2 separate regions of the Homo sapiens genome follow, and region 1 is linked to region 2. The links are chromatin contacts, found by Hi-C or POLR2A ChIA-PET in ENCODE. All regions are on one chromosome and are shown on one strand. Each heading gives the region's core, a stretch centred on a gene start or an enhancer-like site at or near the end of the contact. The rest is flanking DNA. Distances are from core to core; before and after follow the strand shown.

What was found. A loop is a pair of places that touch in the nucleus more often than their neighbours do. ChIA-PET counts read pairs that join two places held with the same protein, here RNA polymerase II (POLR2A). Pooled maps may share reads with other maps.
Region 1: a map of Right ventricle myocardium inferior shows a loop between it and region 2 (3-fold over the local background). The contact joins the enhancer-like site here to the promoter of LRG1 in region 2. A Hi-C loop is called at or near these places in 2 of 168 maps with a recorded cell type or tissue (Right ventricle myocardium inferior and ovary) and 9 of 50 pooled maps. POLR2A ChIA-PET finds 5 or more read pairs at or near these places in 5 of 52 experiments (A673, H1, K562 and 2 more).

The regions. Positions count from the first base shown.
Region 1 is chr19:4,265,432-4,271,687 of GRCh38, forward strand. YJU2 (YJU2 splicing factor homolog) reads left to right here. Exons shown (of 8, transcript NM_018074.6): 7 at 2,193-2,343; 8 at 3,153-3,657. The coding sequence ends at 3,265. Among named protein-coding and RNA genes, the nearest start is that of SHD, 11 kb to the right of the region's middle. Within about 2 kb of position 2,365, at least 4 of the 41 ENCODE cell types and tissues checked have a DNase peak (open chromatin) inside an H3K27ac peak, as active enhancers do.
Region 2 is chr19:4,537,771-4,544,927 of GRCh38, forward strand. LRG1 (leucine rich alpha-2-glycoprotein 1) reads right to left here and starts at 2,266. Exons shown (of 2, transcript NM_052972.3): 1 at 2,212-2,266; 2 at 1-1,181. The coding sequence starts at 2,243. The coding sequence ends at 170. SEMA6B (semaphorin 6B) reads right to left here. Exons shown (of 17, transcript NM_032108.4): 17 at 4,823-6,759. The coding sequence ends at 5,831.

The sequences.
Region 1 (6,256 bases), core at 1,115-3,614, 270 kb before region 2:
TTCTTTTCTTTTTTTTTTTTTAGAGGCGAGTCTGTATGTTGTCTAGGCTGGTCTCAAACTCCTATCCTCAAGCAGTCCTCCCGCCTTGGCCTCCCAATCCTTAGTTTAGTTTAATGATGATGAGTACCACCTGTAGAAACAGGTTTGGGAACTAACCTAGGTAACTTTTTTTTTTTTGAGACGGTCTTGTTCTTTCGCCCAGGCTGGAGTGCAGTGGCACGGTCTCGGCTCACTGCAACCTCCGGCTCCCAGCCTGTAGCAATTGTCCTGCCTTAGCCTCCTGAGTAGCTGGGATTACAGGCGTGTGCTACCACACCTGGCTAGGTTTTGTATTTTCTTTTTATTAATAAAGAGACGGGGTTTCACCATGTTGACCAGGCTGGTCTCGAACTCTTGACCTCAAGTGGTCCACCCGCCTCGGCCTCCCAAAGTGTTGGGATTACAGGTGTGTGCCTCTGTGCCTGGCCATCTGTGCCTTTTGACTTCTTTTCCTCATTTTGACATCAGCCCAGAGCTACGACATTTTTTTTTTTTTTTTTCGAGACGGCGTCTCGCCCTGTCACCCAGGCTGGAGTGCAGTGGCACGATCTCGGCTCACTGCAACCTCTGCCTCCCAGGTTCAAGCGATTCTCCTGCCTCAGTCTCCCGAGTAGCTGGGATTACAGGCGTGTGCCACCAAGCCTGGCTAATTTCTTGTATTTATAGTAGAGACGGGCTTTCACCGTGTTAGCCAGGATGGTCTCTATCTGACCTCGTGATCCACCTGCCTTGGCCTCCCAAAGTGCCGGGATTAGAAGCATGAGCCACTGCGCCCGGCCCAGAGCCACAACTTTAAGGAGGCCTCTCCACCACCTTAGCAGTGGCCGCCCCTCACACCGTCAGCTTGGCACTCAAGGTCTCTGCCCATTCTCCATCCCACCTAGCCTGCCCTGGCACTTCCTGAATCACACTGTGGCTTCTCATCACGCCTTTACCCATGCCATTCCCCTTACCTGGGATGCCCCCTTTGCCAAGCACTCGCTTGGTGAACTCCTACTCGCCCTTCAATACCCAATGCAAGACGCCCTTCCTCTGAGAAGCTCATCCTCACAATTCAAGCTCACGCACCCTGGCTTCTCTCTCACCCAGATGGATGTTATCCTGGGTATTGGTCTCCTTGTCCCTCTCCCTCCCCACACGGTGAGCTCCGTGAGGGCAGAGCACCCATTGGGACTTCCTTAACCCAGTGGTTACCACTTCCTCTATTTAAACATAAAACAGATTGAAGAGGCTAGATGCAGTGGCTCACGCCTGTCATCCCAGCTCTTTGGGACGCTGAGACGGGAGGATCGCTTGAGCCAGGAGTTTGAGACCAGCCTGGGCAACATAGCGAGATCCCGTCTCTACAAAAATTAAAAATGTTAGCCTGCCATGGTGGCGTGCACCTGCAGGAGGCTGAGGCAGGAGAATCGCTTGAGCCCAGGAGTTCGAGGCTGCAGTGAGCTATGATTGCACCACTGCACTCCAGCCTGGGCAATAGAGTGAGACCTTCCCCCCAAAAAAATTTTTTTAATAATATAGATTAAAGGGTCCCTTCTGTTGCAGTTAAGGAGCTGGAGGCCTTTTCTACCTGCCCCTAACTCTTTCTCAAGGCGGCTTCCTCCATTTTCACTCGTTCTCTCAAGTACATTGAGCACCTCCTTGTGCCAGGAACTGTTTGTGGCACCGCAGAGCCAGCAGTGGGGAAGACAGGAGCTCACGGCAGAGTTGGGGAGAGAGTTATAACAGCCAGCAGAGGGCACTGTGAGCGTGGACATGCAGCCTGCATGTGAGCTTGAACCATGATGGGCTTCTCAGAGGAGGGGTGTCTTGTGTTGGGTATTGAAGGGTGAGTAGGAGTTCACCAAGCGAGTGCATGGAAAAGGGGGCATCCCTGGTGAAGGGAATAGCATGGGTAAAGGCGTGGAGATGAGAAGCCATGGTGTGACTCAGGAAGTGCCAGACCAGGCTATGTGGGATGGAGAATGGGCAGAGGCCTTGAGTGCCAAGCCTAGGGCAGTGGGGAGCCATAGAGGAGTTTAGAGCAGAGGAGGAATGTGGTCAGTGCAGCAGTGGAAGAGTGGGCATGGGGCAGTGAGCAGGGGTTGTGGCGAGGGGCCAGACTGGGCCCTGGATCCGGGCCAGACCCCCACATGTGTCCCCATCACCTGCAGGCCCCAAAGCCCAAGAGGAAGGTGGAGGTCTGGGAGCAGAGCGTTGGCAGCCTGGGCAGCCGGCCCCCGCTGTCGAGGCTGGTCGTGGTGAAGAAGGCAAAGGCCGACCCGGACTGCAGCAACGGGCAGCCTCAGGCGGCCCCCACCCCAGGTAAGGTCACAGAGTTCCCAGAGCCGGGCGCGGTTTCTATAGTGGCCTGTAGGTGGCAGCAGCTCCCTTTGCAGTTACAGAGACTTCATGGGGTGGGTGGGGGCGGCCTGCGACCCCCACAGGACCAATTAGTGGAGTGAGCAGAGAAGGCAGGCGGCTTCTTTTTTTCTTTTTTCTTTTTTCTTTTTTTTTTTTTGAGACAGAGTCTTGCTCTGTTGCCCAGGCTGGAGTGCAGTGGTGCCATCTCGGCTCACCGCAACCTCCGCCTCCCTGGTTTGAGCAGTTCTCTGCCTCAGCCTCCCAAGTAGCTGGGACTACAGCACCACGCCCGGCTAAATTTTTGTATTATTAGTAGAGGTGGGATTTCTCCATGTTGGTCAGGCTGGTCTGGAACTCCCGACCTCAGGTGATCCACTCACCTCGGCCTCCCAAAATGCTGGGATTACAGGCATGAGCCACCGCGCCCGGCCTGTTTTTGTCTTTTAGTTGCCTTAGTATGATGTTTCCTAAGGCGATTAAGTCCACAGTGACTGGACTGTGAACTTTGCGCCATTTCCATTCTTGGCAGCGCACGTTGCCTGCCTGGGCAAGGTTTGCATTGGCCATTGTTCAGAAGCGGAGCTGTTGAGTCCCGGGTGTGCAGATGTAAATCTGCAATGGGTCCCATCAGGTGCCATCCAGAAAGGCCAGGCCATTCACATGCTGTCACCTCTGGACCTTGCAAACCTGCAGAGGTGGCCGGCCCCGTGCCTTGTCCCTGGCCTGTCTGCTGTGGAGCTGAGATGAGCTAACTCTCGCTCTCCCACCAGGAGCCCCGCAGAACAGGAAGGAGGCCAACCCTACACCCCTGACGCCTGGCGCGTCCTCCCTGAGCCAACTGGGTGCATACCTGGACAGTGACGACAGCAACGGCAGCAACTGAGCCCTCCCAGGACCCCCTCACGGGGTCAAAGTCACACGTCCAGCTTCAGCCACATTGAGGCCAGCATTGCTGGTGGTCAGGGCAGGAGGCCTTGGCGTGACTGGAGGCCGGACAGACAAGCGCCAGCGTGCTCCAACACATAGGGCCACCAGGGGCCTCAGCCCCAGGAGGTCCCTTCTCTGTGCCCTCACCAGCCTCTCAACACCTCGGGGACCCCTGCTGCTCCTGCCCCCACCTGTCACTGTGCTTAGGGCTGCAACATCCCTGGAGCAGCTTCCAACACTACTTCAGGGTGGCAGTGTTTGGGGCACTGGGCGAGCCTGCCGGCCTCTAGATGGCCTCATCTCTTCCTTCCACAAACTGTCTAGAACCAATAAAAGGAAACCTGCCAACCGCCTGGGCCCCTTCTCTCTCCCAGAGTCTGATGAGGAGGTCCCAGGACCTCCTCTGTTAGCACAATTCGAGGGTCATTCCACAGAGGTTTGTTTGTGTCTTGAGACAGGATCTCACTCTGTTGCCCAGGCTGGAGTGCGGTAGCGTATTCTTGACTCACTGCAGCCTTGAACTTCCGAGCTCAGGTGATCCTCCCACCTCAGCCTCGCGAGTCGCTGAGACCTCAGGTGGATGCCACCATTCCTGGCTAACTTTTTGTATATTTAGTAGAGACTGGGTTTCATCATGTTGCCCAGGCTGATCTTGAACTCATGGGCTCAAGTGATCCTCCTGCCTCAGCCTCACAAAGTGCTGGGGTCACAGGCATAAGCCACTGTAACAGGCATGAGCCCAGATATTTATATTTAGTTGTCGCCTGAGTGTGCATCTGGGCTCTTTTTGTTTTCTCTTCTTTTTTTTTTTCTTTCTTTACCTTTTTTTTTTTTTTTTTTTTTTGGAGACGACGTCTCGCTCTTGTCCCCCAGGCTGGAGTGCGATGGCGCGATCTTGGCTCACTGCAACCTCCGCCTCCCGGGTTCAAGCGATTCTCCTGCCTCAGCCTCCAGAGTAGCTGGGATTACAGGCGCCCGCCACCACGCCTGGCTTAATTTTTGTATTTTTAGTAGAGACAGGGTTTCACCATGTTGGCCAGGCTGGTCTTGAACTCCTGACCTCAGGTGATCTGCCTGCCTCAGCCTCCCAAAGTGCTAAGATTACAGGCCTGAGCCATTGTGCCCTGCCTGTACAATCTTTTTGTTTGTTTGTTTGAGACAGAGTCTCCCTCTGTTGCCCAGGCTAGAGTGCAGTGGTGTGATCTTGGCTCACTGCAACCTCCACCTCCCAGGTTCAAGCAATTCTCTGCCTCAGCCTCCCCAGCAGCTGGGATTACAGGTGCCTGCCACCACGCCCAGCTAATTTTTGTGTTTTTAGTAGAGACGGGTCTCACCATCTTGGCCAGGCTGGTCTTGAACTCCTGACCTCAGGTGATCTGACTGCCTCAGCCTCCCAAAGTGCAGGGATTACAGGCGTGAGACACTGCACCAGCCTGGAATCTTTTAAAGTGAACAATATGAACCTTCTTTGAGTAGGCAGTTCCATTTCTGGCTGTCTGTTCTAAGAGGTATTTGCCCACATTCATAAGGAAACACCCACGAGGAGGTTTGTCGTGACACTGTGTTTAGCAGCAACATTATGGGGAACGAACCCAATGTCCCCAGTAGGTGAAGGCTGAACTCTGGCATAAATAATGGAATTCCAGCCGGGTGTGGTGGCTCAGGCCTGGAATCCCAGCTACTTGGGAGGCTGAGGTGGGAGGATCACTTGAGCCCGGGAGATTGAGGCTGCAGTGAGGTGTAACTGTACCACTGCACTCCAGCCTTGGTGAGAGACCAAGATCCTGCCTGAAAAAGGGGGAGGGGGGTGGGGAGCTAGGCCCAGGACAGGAACTGTGGCATGTTCCTGTAATCCCAGGACTTTGGGGGGCTGAGGCAGGAGGGTTGGTTGAAGACAGGAGGTCGAGTCCAGACTGGGCAACATGGCCAGACCGTTTCTCAATTTGTCTTTTTTTAAAGAAAGGTGGGGCACGGTGGCTCACGCATGTAATCCCAGCACTTTGGGAGGCCACGGCGGGCAGATCACCTGAGGTCAGGAGTTCAAGACCAGCCTGGCCAACATGGTGAGACTCCCACCACCCCCACTAAAAATAAAAAAATTAGTCAGATGTGGTGGCGGGCACCTGTAATCCCAGCTAATTGGTAGGCTGAGGCAGGAGGATCACTTGAACCTGGAAGGTGGAGGTTGCAGTGAGCTGAGATCATGCCACTGCACTCCAGCCTGGGCAACAGAGTGAGATTCCATCTCAAAAAATAATTAATTAAAAAAAAAGATGCTACAATTTGCCTTCAAAGGGGCTGCGCTCTACATACTCAACAAGGATGGGACTCACTGGCTTTATGAGTAGAAAGCTCTGGCTGGGAAGTTCCCCTCCTCGGCGGGGGCAGCAGAAGGAGTTGGCAGAGGGAAGGAAGGAACCTGTGTTTATCAAATGTTCCCTGAGCATTTGGCAGAAACAAAGTTGAACTCCCACTTCCAACACCCGTTCTTATTTTAATTTTAATTTTTTTTTTTTTTGAGACAGCATCTCACTCTATCACCCCCGCTGGAGTGCAGTGGCAGGATCTCGGCTCACTGCAACCTCCGCCTCCCGGGTTCAAGCGATTCTCCTGCCTCAGCCTCCAGAGTAGCTGGGATGACAGGCACGCGCCACCCTGCCTGGCTTAATTTTTGTATTTTTAGTAGAGATGGGGTTTTGCCATGTTGCCAGGCTGGTCTCGAACTCCTGACCTCAAGTGATTCGCCCGCCTCAGCTCCCAAACTGCTGGGATTACAGGCGTGAGCTACCGCACCCGGCCCCCAAAAAACTTTTATGTATTATATATTTTTACAATAACATATAAATAATGTATACCGAAGGTGGTGAAAATAAAGCAGGTGAGTGTGTTCTAAGGAGATGCAGAGGGGATGCCTTGGGAACGTGTTTATTGCCCATCTCTCCCTCTG
Region 2 (7,157 bases), core at 1,016-3,515:
GTTAGCCAAGATGGTCTCGATCTCCTGACCTCGTGATCCGCCCACCTGGGCCTCCCAAAGTGCTGGGATTACAGGCGTGAGCCCCCGCACCCGGCCAAAGGCAGGATTATTTGTTAAGCGGGTTGCAGTGTTCTACCAGACCCCCCACCCTCAACCCAAGCCCCTGGTCTCACTGGGACTTGGCCACTGCCAGGAGCGTCTGGCCCTTCACGGCTTCAGGCCCAGCACAGCGCGTGTCATTCTGGGAAAACATCTTGTCTTTTTGGGCCTGAAGCCAACGATAGAGGTCGCTCAGGTTCTGGTCACAGATCCAGGGGTTGCCGGAGATGTCGAAGCCATCCCGCATGTCCCAGTTTGGCTGCCCTAGGGATGCCCAGAGCCCCTCGGGCACGCTGGCCAGTGAGTTATTGGAGAGGTCCAGCATGTCCAGCTGCCGCAGGCCCTGGAAGGCACCGGCTGCCACCCTGGCCAGCTTGTTGCCGTTCAGGAAGAGGTAGCGCAGGTCCGGCTGCGGCAAGAGGAGATCTTTTCCCAGTACTTGCAATTTGTTGCCTTCTAGATGTAGCCGTTCTAATTGCAGCGGACCCCTCAGGAGGTCAGGTGGCAAGGTCTCCAACTGGTTCTCCCCAAGGTCAAGGGTGCGCAGGAGGGTGAAGTTGGCCAGCAGCCCGGGGGGCAGTTTCCGGAGGCGGTTCCCAGACAGGTCCAGATGCCCCAGAGCTTTCAGGCCGTGTAGCCACGAGACCTCCAGGACCTCCAGCTGGTTTTCTTTCAATACCAGGGTGTCCAGGGTGGCTGAGGCCTGGAAGAGGCCCGGGGGCAGCCCGGTCAGGGCGTTTCGGGTTAGATCCAGCACCCTCAGCTGCGGCACTGGCCGCAGGAATTCGGGCGAGAGGCTTTCCAGCCCATTGCTGGAGAGGTGCAATTCTTGGAGCTTAGAGGCGCCCTGGAGGAGGTTGGCTGGCAGGTGGGTCAGGTTGAAGAATTCCACGGCCAGGTGCACGGTGTCGGCTGGCAGGTAGCCGGGGATTTCGGCAGGTGGTTGACAGGAGATGGAGCTGCCATGGTCTGAGCGGAACACCTGGCAGTCTTTGGGGCTCAGGGTGACCCCCCAGGCTGAGGCTGCCAACAGCAGCAGCAGGAACAGAGTTCTAGAAACATGGGGTTGAATGCCCCCTGGGCTGCAGGCAGTAACAGAAGATGCTTACTAAACCACAGTGAAAATACACTCAGCTAGGTGAAAATACACCAGCAAATCCGCCCACTTCTTCCCATCTCTGCGGCTACCAGCCTGGACTATGCTACCTCATCTCTCACCTGTACTAGGGCAGTTGCTTCCTCCTCCTCTTCCAGCTTCTACCCTCACCCCCGACAGCTGCCAGAAGTGGCCCCTGTTCCAGGGAGAATTATAATTCTAGGAAAGTTGAGTTTCTGAGTGTAACTCCCGCATAATATGAATACACTTCCCCATCACCAGCCTAGCCCCCATGAGCTGTTAATTATTCACAGTCCAACTTGCTAGTTTCTTCTGATCTGGCTTATTTTCTGGGTCAGTCCTTGTCTCCCTGGCTCTGTGTTTTGATGTGAACTCCTATTCATCCTTCAAAGCCCCAGCTCCAATGCCCTCTTTTCCATGAAGACTTCTCTGCTCTGGGATCCTGGTCTTTTTGTCCACTCTTGACCAATTGGGTGCTTGGAGGAAGACAGACGTTCAGGTTCATGTTTTTGAGACAGAGTCTTGCTCAGTTGCCCAGGCTGGAGGGAACTGGCATGATCACAGCTCACTGCAGCCTCTGAACATGAAAAGTGTGTCCTGCTTTGGCCAGGTCTGAGGGTGGGCATTTGGCCTTGGGAAGCGGTGGTTTACACTTAGCACCACAACCCTTGGAAGCCTGGGGCTTCCCCTCCTCCTCCAGGGCTTCCCTGGCCCGGCAGCCATCAGACATGATCTCGACAGCCTTGGTCACTGTGGCCCCAGGCCTCTAACAAGAAGCCTCCCCCGGCTCCCTGCTGCCCATGCCCACCTGGGCTTCTGTAGGGGTGTGTGTGTGTGTGCACGCGCCAGTCTTTCTGTCACAGATAAGGTTGATCTGTGCCAGCCACCAGGCCTGTATCTGCTCCCTGTGACTTCTATGGGTTAGCTGGAATGTCCTGTATCTCCGCATGGTCTGGCGTTCAAACCTGCCTAGGACAGGTAGTGTGGGGACCTACCTTTTTGGTCGCTGTCTGCTCCAAGAGGACATGGTAGCTCTGCTCTTTTGCTTCTGGGTTGTCCTGGCCTGCGGAGGTGGCCTTATACCTGCCTGGACTGGGGGCAGGGGAACCAACCCTGGGGAAGTCCCCACCCCCGTCCAGTTCCTGATAGGGGCTGAGCCTAAGCCAGGCAGGGGAAGGGGAGGGGTCAGGATTACAAAATTGCTTCCTGGAAATTGTTTCCTGTTCAACCCCTTTTTGACCCTGCTTCTAGAACACAGGTTTTTCTTTCCTTGCTTCCTGATTTTTGGGGGGCATCCAAGAGTCTCTCTAGTTGCATCCTCACTTCCCCCAACCCGGAGTTCAAGGGTCAAGGTTTGCAAGGCACTATTCCTGGAGACAGGGACAGCTCTCTGAGCAAGAGGAGGGATTTACCATAAACTTGAGCAACCCAGAAGCTCACTGAAAAGAACAAAAAAACTCGTCTTGATTTCATGGTATGTTGATATTGCTTTTTTTAAAAGAAGTCATTTTAAAAATACAGTCCAATAGTGAGTAATGCCAAACGTCTCTACGGTCCTTAGACAGTGGCTTGGGAGGAACCAAACCTGGTTCTGAATTCCAGCTCTGTCATGAACACCTTTGCTTTGTGACCTTTGGCAAGTGACTTAACTTTTCTTGGCCTCAGTTTCCCCATCTATGAAGCTGAACTCAAATCTCCAAGGGCTCCTTCTGCCCTTTTTTCTCTTCATCTGAATCTGACATCCATGCTATTGTTTCCATTCTTCCTCATTTCCTATTAAATGCGTTTGGAGGCTACAAATTTCCCTTTGAGAACAGCTTTGGCTGCATCTCATGGACTTGGCTGCAGAGTGCTTGCATTCTTGTTGAGTTCTAAATATTTAGGTATGATGGTGTCACCTTTATCTGCAGCTATGACTATTTTTTTTTTCTTTTTTTTTTTGAGACAGAGTCTTGCACTGTTGCCTAGGCTGGAGTGCAGTGGCGTGATCTCCACTCACTGCAAGCTCCGCCTCCCGGGTTCACGCCATTCTCCCACCTCAGCCTCCCGAGTAGCTGGGACTACAGGCATGCACCAGCGTGCCTGGTTAATTTTTATATTTTTAATAGAGACAGGATTTTGCCATGTGGCCCAGGCTGGTCTTGAACTCCTGAGCTCATGTGATCCACTGGCCTCGGCCTCCTAAACTGCTAAAATTACAGGTGTGAGCCACCATGCCCCGTCATTTTTTTTTTTTTTTGAGACAGCATTTTGCTCTGTTACCCAGCTTGGAGCAGTGTGGTGCAATCATAGCTAACTGTAGCTTTGACCATGGGTCCAAGGCCTCCCAAGTAGCTGGGACTACGGGCACGTGCCACCATGCCTGGCTAATTTTTTTTGAGATGGAGTCTCCCTCTGCCACCCATGCTGGAGTGCAGTGATGCAATTTCGGCTCACTGCAAGCTCCACCTCCTGGGTTCAAACGATTCTCCTGCCTCAGCCTCCCGAGTAGCTGGGAATACAGGCACATGCTACCATGCCTGGCTAATTTAAAAAATTCTTTTGTATGTTACCTAGGCTGGTCTCAAACTCCTGGGCTCAAGGAATCTTCTCAGTCTCTCAAAGTGCTGGGGTTATAGACGTGAGCCACTGCACTCCGTCAGTCTTGTGCCCTGCCCAGTCTCCGGAGCCCAGCCGTTAGTTGGTCTTAATCAACATGGACTGAGAGGAAGGAAGGCTTGTGAAATGTAGTGACACAGTAACAAAACGATCCATTAAAATGAAATGAGATCACATCCCTGCTTAAAACTCTCTGATGGCTTCTTGTCCCACTTAAAACAAAATTCATAAGGCTGGCCAGGCGCAGTGGCTCACGCCTGTAATCCCAGCATTTTGGGAGGCCGAGGCAAGCGGATCACCTGAGTTCAGGAGTTCGAGACCAGCCTGACCAATATGATGAAACCCCGTCTGTACTAAAAATACAAAAATTAGCGGGGCGTGGTGGCGGGTGCCTGTAGTCCCAGCTACTGGAGAGGCTGAGACAGGAGAATTGCTTGCACCCAGGAGGCATAGGTTGCAGTGAGCCGAGATCGCGCCACTATACTCCAGCCTGGGTGACAAAGTGAGACTCTGTCTCAAAAAAAGAAAAAGAAAAAGAAAAAGAAACTGGCTCCTATGCAGATGAAGATGGGGACCCCGAAGTCTCCATGTTTCCACACTCAGCTCCCCAGATTTGTTTTGACCCAGCCTTTTTTTTTTTTTTTTTTTTGAGACAGCGTCTCGCTCTGTCACCCAGGCTGTAGTGCAGTGGTGTGATCTCAGCTCACTGCAACCTCTGACTCTCAGATTCAAGCTATTCTTCTGCCTCAGTCGGCCGAGTAGCTGGAATTACAGGAACCCGCCACCAAGCCTGGCTGATTTTTTGTATTTTTAGTAGAGACGGGGTTTTGCCATGTTGGCCAGGCTAGTCTCGAACTCTTGACCTCAAGTGATCTGCACACCTCGGCCTCCCAAAGTGCCGGGATTACAGGCGTGAGCCACCGCGCCCGGCCTGGCCTTGACTTTTGAGGGTGCCCCCACCCGTGCCACCCCCAGGAGGCAGAGCAGAGCCAGAGTCATGGGGGCCGGTGGTTGTAAACAGAGTTTTATTGATGGGGAGGGGGCTGGGGGAGGCAAACTCCAGAGAGGGCAGAGGACCCAGCCAGCCACGTGGCATGCATGGTCAGCTGGAGGTCAGAGGGGGGAGGTCACAAGGGGACGGGTGGCATGGGACTCTCTCACCACCCTGGGGCCGTATTTACAGAGGGGCCCCACCCACCTTCGCCGCCCCCCAGGCCCCCAAGCCCTTTAGACAGCTGCTGCCGATGTGACTTCCGGGCAGGCCCTCCTCGTGTCTCCTGCCTGAAACCCCGGCATTGTCCCCGCTTCCCTCTGCAGAGTGGGGGGGGTTCAAACTCCTAACCGGCACCTCGGAGACCCCCGGGCCTTCTGGAAGCCCCAGCGTCGGCTCAGCCAACGCCCAGGCCGCTGGGGCCACCACGATCGTCGCTCGTGGACACACACCCTGCACGCGTGGCCCACTTGACACACACGCCCACAGCAGCCTTCGCTGGCACGCACACACACGCCCACCTCCCCGGCCCCTTGCACACGAACACGGCACGCACACGCACGCACACCCACACACGCCAGGGGCCTGGGTTGGGGAGGGACCTTTCCAGGGGTGGGGGAGGGCTTAGGTCTGCAGCTGTGGCCCCCCATTCCCCACCGGCGTCCAAGCCTCCCCTGCCTGCCGCCACCCCGAGAACGGAGTTGTGCAATTGGTTAGAAAACCGCAAAAGAAACCAAAACTGCAAAAAAAACCAAAACCTACGCGCATAAGGTCAACCTCAAATCCATAGCAAAGTCCTCCCGCCCACCCACCCCCAAACCGTCTCAGCGTCCTGCGGCCCCGGGTAGGGGGAGGGCGAGCTGGTTGTGCTTCCTTGTGGCGGAGGGGGCCCCCCACTCCGCGGGTGGGTCGCGGGGGGGACTTGAGCACCCACTCGGAGTTGCCCCGGGCCCCGGCGTTCTGGCACCGTCTCTCGCTCCTGGTTCCCGTGGCTGGCACTGCCAAGGCATCGGGGGGCCCCCGGCCTAGGGCACGGGGGGCGCAGTCCTGTCCGCCCCCCCATAGGGGAGGAGGTGGGCCAAGTCTGTGCCCGGCCGGGCGTGGCAGCCGCGGTGGCGGTCCCCAGGCCGGGCCTCGCCGCTGTTGAACGTGTGGGTGCGGCGCAGGGTGGCGGCCGGAGGGGCGTGGGGGCCCAGTGGCCTCCTCAGGCTGCCCGTCGGGGGCGGGCTCCAGGGCCGCGGGAGGCCATCGGCGGCTGAGGCTGGGTCCAAGGGGCCCGTGGGCGCGGACACCACCCGCCGGCGGTCCGGGCTGGCGTGGGGGGTGAGCGGGAAGTCGCCGTGGGAGGCGCGGCCGGGCCGGGCAGCATAGAGGCGGCCGTCGGGGGTCGGCTCCCCAGGCGCGGGGGGCTGCTCGGGGGCCCGGGCGGGCGCCAGCAGCAGGAGGGAGGATGAAGCGGAGGCCGGGAGCAGGGGGTGGCCGTGGTCCCAGGCGCGGGGGCCCAGGGCGTGGGGGTGCGGGTGCGGAGTGGGCAGGCGCTTCTGCGGCAGCGGCGTCTGCTCGGGCGTGGGCAGCAGCCCCGAGTCCAGGTCGTGGGGCCCGCCCTGCAGCAGCGTGGCCTTGGCCCAGCCGTTCTGCATCAGGGGCGCCAGCAGGGCCTCCGGGGGAACCCCGGCGCCACCGCCACCGCCTCCGCCCCGGCCCCCGGGACCCTGCGCCCTGCGCTCGCCCAGGCGGCTGACGCTCAGCACCGCCTCGCCCGCCCCGTGCGCCAGGATGGCCTCCTTGTCCTTGCGCCGGGCCAGCTCCCGCCGCTCACGGAGGCCCACGAACCAGCCCACGCTGAAGCCGGACACCACGGCTCCCACCACGAAGGCCGCCACCGACGACGTTACCAGCAGGTTCACCGACACCAGCCCCGCGCGGTCCTCGGAGAGGCTGGCCCGCAGGAGTCCTGGCCGGGGAGCACAGGGGGGTTAGTGGGGCCGGCGGGGTGGCCCTGGGCATCCCTCCTACCTCCTCGGGGCCCTCTGTCCTCTTTTTTATTATTTTTATTTTTTTTTATTTATTTATTTTTTGAGAAGGAGTCTTCCTTTGTGTGCCAGGCTGGAGTGCAGTGGGGCGATCTCGATTCACTGCAACCTCCGCCTCCCATGTTCAAGTGATTCTCCTGCCTCAGCCTCCCGAGTAGCTGGGACCACAGGTGCCCACCACCACGCCCGGCTAATTTTTGTATTTTTAGTAGGATGGGGTTTCACCACGTTGGCCAGGCTGGTCTGAACTCCTGACCTTGTGATCCGCCCACCTCTGCCTCCCAAAGTGCTGGGATTACAGGCATAAGCCACCACGACT